2 separate regions of the Homo sapiens genome follow, and region 2 is linked to region 1. The links are chromatin loops, found by intact Hi-C in ENCODE. Cell type or tissue: B cell. All regions are shown on one strand. Each heading gives the region's core, and the rest is flanking DNA. Links, peaks and the distances in the headings are about the cores only. Region 1 overlaps DGKE (diacylglycerol kinase epsilon). Region 2 overlaps C17orf67 (chromosome 17 open reading frame 67).

Region 1 (2,917 bases), core at 213-2,712:
TAGAGACTTCGGTAAACTGGAGCACATGATTCCTGGGAAGCAGGCCTAGTGTAAACAATTTATTTTTCTAGAAAAGACAGAAGTTTAGAGTATATGAAATCTAATTTTTAAGTATTGGTTGGCAACTAATTGACTATCGTCTACCATAAGGTTATATGATAATTATTAGGGCAGGAGAGTGAATGCATCTTAATATGCATGGCAGAACTGTGTGTTTCCTTCCATCTGGATTTTCATAAAGCTTTCTGATTTATCAGTAACGATCTGAAAAATGTACTGTGGCATGTAACATCTTTTATTCATTTTATTAGGCATTAGAGGAAGAATATTCTGTAGTCCTGCTTTATTCTGCCATCTTTACCTGGAAATCCATTTTTATAAAATTTTTGTAATAAAAATTCACTTGATCACTTGCCTGCTTTCTTTTAAACAGTGCCAAGCGTAATGCCCCTTGATAATTTACATATATGTGAACGTGGCTGTGATAGCTGCTGATGTTCACACATAGGCCATCTTACATGTAATGATCCATGTTTGGACTTAAACAGCTTCACACATTTATTGTACAGTTAGGTGTCACATGCTTTTACTTTTTATTTTATAATCTGTATTTCTGTGAGGTAGACATTATTGGCTCCATGTTATATACATTGATAGCCCGGAGCTAGAGATTGAACCCAGGCCATCCTCCCCACTGCCTTTCATCATCAACACAACCACCACCAACAGTATTTTAAAAGTGTTAAATATTGGCAGACGTGTCATTGTTCTGAGCACTAGGACTAGGGCTTATGCGGCTGTCTGAGGAATTCCCTGTACAAGGAAACATCATATACCAAAAAGTTACTCATGGAAGGAGTTTGGAGATGATGAGCTAAAAGTATTACACATGGACTATTGTAAAAGAAAAAAAAGCAGGCACAATAAAATTTTAGAATGTACTTAAGAAGCAATTCGTGACTTGGGAAACCCCAAACCCAATGAGGATTTAGTGTTTCAATGACACAACATCAGAGGCAAGTATTCATAGAGTGCATACAGAAGCAAAATTAAGAAATGATTTGATTGGTTGCCTTTTTTGGCTTACTTTCTTGGAAAGTCCCCAGTCTCATGATCATGTTAGTTGGCTGCTTATGATTGGCTGAGGTTAAGTTTTGTATCTAACATAAGCATTTACCAAAAATGACCCAAGTTAAGTTTCATTTATGTTTACAGTTTAAGTAGGTTAGGGCTATTTTTAAGGCCTAGTTGGTTTGTTTGCTCAGGAATGTTTCAAGCCTAGTTTCCATTTTAATTTTGCTTTGACAGTTCCCCACTTTTAGTCACCCCGTCCGCAAGCTGAGAGTGTGACCAAATGGCATAGCATTACTCTCAGTTACCACTATTGACATAGTCTAGGAAGAAGAGTCAGATGTTTATCAATAGCTGCCCTAGGGCTCAGAGTCACCCTCGGGAATGACATAGTCCATGCTGGTTTCCTCCAGTTGTCTGATCCTTACGGCAATCTTTTGACATATGAGTGACTACTGGAAAGCACTTAAACATCCTTGAAAGGACCAGCCTCTGTGAATAACACCTGTAATCTCAGAACTTTGGAGGCCAGAGTAGGGGAATTGCTTGAGCAGGAGTTCAAGACCAGCTAGACAATGTAACAAGACCCCATGTCTACAAAAAAAAAAAAATTTTTTTTTAATTAGCTGGGCAGGGCTGGGTATGGAGGCTTACACCTGTAATCCCAGAATTGTGGGAGGCCAAGGCAGGTGGATTGCTAGAGCTCAGGAGTTCGAGACCAACCTAAGCAACATATTGAAACCCCATCTCTACCAAAAATACAAAAAATTAGCCGGGCGTGGTGGCACACACCTCTGGTCCCAGCTGCTCGGGAGGCTGATGGAGGAGGGTCACTTGAGCCTGAGAGGCAGAGGTTGCAGTGAGCCGAGATTGCGCCACAGCACTCCATCCTGGGTGACAGACTGAGACCTCATCTCAAAAAAATACAAATTAGCTGGGTAGTGCTCACTACAGCAGCACATATACTAAAATTGGAACAATACAGAGAAGGTTAGCATGGCCCCTGAACAAGGATGACATGCAAATTCATGAAATGTTCCATATTTTTACATATAAAAGCAAGCTGAATCCTGATCACCTTGAGTACATGTCATCAGGGACCTCCTGAGGCTGTGTCCCGTGCCCATGCATGTCCTTAATCTTGGCAAAATAAACTTTCTAAATTGGAAAAAAAAAAATTAGCTGAGTGTGGTGATGCACACCTGTAGTCCCAGCTACTCAGGAGACGGAGGTGGGAGGATCACTTTTGTCCAGGAGTTCCAGGCTACAGTGAGGTAGCATTGCACCACTGTACTCCTGCCTGGGTCAAAGAGCACGACACTGTCGCTCAAAAATAAATTTTAAAAATTATTGAGAAAATACAATGCACTGTGTTGGGTAAGCCATTGTGTATGGGTACCCACTGTGTATGGGTAAACACAATAACTACAAGAAGAATAATAGCAAAGGATTGAAAACCCTGAGTAAAGATTCCCAGGAGCCAAGATTTAACCAACTGAATAAATCAAGGGAGGCAGTGCTAATGAGATGAAAACCTTGTGTTCTTTAGGAACTTTTACATTTTGGGCAACAATATCAAATATAACAAACACTTAATGTTTTGTTAACATAAAAACACCGTAAGCTTCTCCCTGCTGAGCAGCTGAAGTGTCAGTAACTCCTACTTTGGGGTACTGCTGAGGTGAAATTATTCATCTCATATTGTACTGCTTGAAGAAAATTCGTAAGTATCACTAAAACTTTTTTCAAGAGTTGCTGAAATACTAACAAGCAATTTTTTCAATTCAGAGGCTCCCAGCTGAGGAAAAAGAGCTCTTACAAAAGAGTGAAATCTGTAACCCTTGTA
Region 2 (2,917 bases), core at 262-2,761, 51 kb before region 1:
TGGACAACAGAACAAGACCCTGTCTCCAAAAAAAAATATTTTTTTAAATTTTGCAACTTTTGTCTATATCAGCACTGTCCGATAAAAACATAAAGCCACAGATGCAAACAACATATGTAATTTAAATTTTTTCAGTAGCCACTTTTTTTAAGTAAAAAGGTTAAATATTTTAATATTATATTTTAACATGATGAAATATCCAAAATATTATTATTTTAACACATAATCAATATAAACAAGTTGTCAATGAGAGATTTTATGCCTTTTTTTGTACTAAACCTTCAAGATCTGGTGTAGATTTTACACTTATACATTTCAAGTGCTCGGTAGCCACATGTGGCTAGTGCTACCATATTAGACAACATGGATCTAGATCCTTCCGTCTCTAATGCCACCACCCAAGTCTAGGCCATTGTTTCCCTCACCCAGCTTCTGGCACCAGGCTCCCAAATGGGATTCTAGTTTCCCTCCCTGTTCACTTCAATCTGTTCTCCAGGTAGCAGCAAGGATGAAATAGAAAGTATCAGTTAGACCTCATCACTTCCATGCATAAGATCTTTCCTCATCTTCCCATGAGAGTCAGAATAAAATTAAAATCCCTACCAAGCACAACAGGACCCTGTGTTTTTTGTGCCTACTGCCCTTTCCAACCTTACTCCAACCACTCCCCTCCTGCTCACTGCCATCTGGCCACACTCACTCACTTTCAGCTTAACAAGCCCACTCCCGCCTCAGGACCTTTGCATGTGCTTTTTCTCCCTCTTTTAATGACTGGATCTATCTCATCCTTCAGGTTTCAATTTGAAATTTCTCCTACTCAGGAAAGCCTGCCCTTACCAGCCTTCTTAATAAAAAGTTCCCTGCCCCCACCACCACCACTCTCCATCTCACAGCACTCACCATAATTTATACGTATTGCATTTATTTACTTTTTAAAAATCTGTCTCCTTCACTGGTAAGCTTTAAGCAAGCTTGTATTATTTTTATAATTTTTTAAAGCATAAGGCAACCTCTGGTGGACTGAGGTGGTGAGACTGGAGAGAGTCGGAGCCTGTATCACACCCTGGGAGGCTGCTGCAAGTCTCGGGTGGGGAGGGCCGTTCAGGTGTGATACTGGCAGGGCCATCAAATGCCCTTCAGCTTGGCCTCTGGATGTTGTCCTAAAAGAAGCGAGAGGGGGAGGAATATAGAAAGACCGAAAGAGCAAAGTGTCTTATTGTGAGTGTCACTCAGGCGGTGAGAATTCTCTTCTAAACCCCATCCCGGTTCTCAGGAAAAGCCCCAGCGGGGTAACGAGGTGAGTCGGCAAGGCTCCCAGTAGAAGACGCAATTCCCAATAAATCCACAAGGTGGCAGAGCAGAAGGTGGAACCAGGGACAACTAAGATCAGGGGAAAGAGCTCAAGGCCACTAAGGTTAATTATTCAAGAAGTTGCCAGCGATTCCAGAGAATCTACTGGAGGTGGAGAGAGAGGGTGCTGCTGCACCTAAAACTATTTCCGTACTTTTATTTTAATTGATGTACTATTGAAGGCATTCATCAGATGTTGTGGCCTAGGAAAGCGGTACAGTAAGTCCTCATAACATTATTGCTGATAAATTCTTGGAAACTGAGACTTTAAGCCAAATGGTCCAGAATGAACCAATTTTACCATAAGCTAATTGATATACACAAGAGGTGAGTTCCTATGGCATATTTCTGGTCACAAAACATCACCAAACTTCTAAATAAGGACCCAAAACATTTCTAATATCAAACGTTGAAGGCTATACATGTATTTAAGAAAGATTAATAAAAACAAGTAAGATAGTTATTAATATTTACCCACTTATTCTAGTTCAGGGCCGTGGTGGCTGGAGCGTGTCCCAGCAGCTCAGGGCACCAGGCAGAAACCAGCCCTGGAGAAGACACCATTCCATCGCAGGGCACACTCTCACACACCCACCCACACACACTCACGCGGGGACAATTCAGACACACCAATGAACATAACGTGCACAGCTTTAGGATGTGGGAAGAAACCGAAGTACCCAGAGAAAACCCACGCAGACATGGAAAGAACATGCAAACTCCACACAGACAGTGGCCCGGGGCTGGAATCAATTTTTTTTCTCATCAACATTGTAATGAAACAACGTTGAAGGAAACAATGTTATTTGAGGACCTGTTGTGTTAACTATTTGATAACATTTAAAAGCCTATAAAGGAATAATGCTACCACCCATATTCACAACACCCAAACACAACTTTTTGTTTGGGTGAGTTTCCCTTTTTTTTTTTTTTTTTTTTTTGGAAGGAACTGTCCCATTACACAGATATTTAAGTGTCATTGACAAATGACAAACCCAACATTCTAGAGTTCTAAATGTCATCACACTGAACTATAGAAACTTTAGAGACAAGAGAACTTCGTTTTGTTTTTGTTTTTTGAGAGAGGGTCTTGCTCTGTCGCCCAGGCTGGAGTGCAGTGGCACAAGCATAGCTCACTGCAGCCTCACCCTCCTGGGTTCCAATGATCCTCCTGCCTCAGCTTCTCAAATAGCTGGAACCACAGGCGTGCACTACCATGCCCAGCTAATTATTTTTATTTATTTATTTATTTATTTTAGAAACAGGGTCTTGCTATGTTGTCCAGGCTGCTCTTAAACTCCTGGGCTCAAGTAATCCTACCCCCTTGGCCTCCCAAAGGAACATTTTTTTAAGTATAGAAAAATGCCAAATCTGTCCCCATCAAGAGAATTATAATGTGTCGACATTTTTTAGGCCCAGGGTAAATTAAATAAATTCTAACAGTCCTCTCCATATTTGCTTTCATCTTTTTTACTGTCTACCTCACATGTACATTGTAAAGAATTATATATACATTGTAAAAATATGGAATTTATAGTATAGTTGGTAGACTAGACTACAGTATTTT

The links. Hi-C counts contacts between places; a loop is a spot of excess contacts. Peaks named below come from ENCODE experiments on the same cell type or tissue, not always from the same donor. Only the 100,000 strongest peaks of a DNase experiment are listed, where the experiment ranks them.
Region 2: it touches region 1 in a loop (2.3-fold over the local background); 12 of 110 quality-filtered maps call a loop at or near these places.

What each region holds. Positions count from the first base shown.
Region 1 is chr17:56,869,158-56,872,074 of GRCh38, forward strand. It overlaps DGKE (diacylglycerol kinase epsilon), which reads left to right. Exons shown (of 12, transcript NM_003647.3): 12 at 1-410. All of the region lies in intron 1 of LOC124904037 (a long non-coding RNA gene), which reads right to left. It also overlaps the pseudogene RNU6-1158P. Among named protein-coding and RNA genes, the nearest start is that of MIR3614, 21 kb to the right of the region's middle. In B cell, for the core only: no CTCF peak of the experiment used is centred there; a DNase peak (open chromatin) is centred at 1,254.
Region 2 is chr17:56,818,499-56,821,415 of GRCh38, forward strand. The region is part of intron 4 of C17orf67 (chromosome 17 open reading frame 67); the gene reads right to left. Among named protein-coding and RNA genes, the nearest start is that of C17orf67, 14 kb to the right of the region's middle. In B cell, for the core only: CTCF peaks have their summits at 1,359 (motif pointing right) and 1,563; a DNase peak (open chromatin) is centred at 1,343.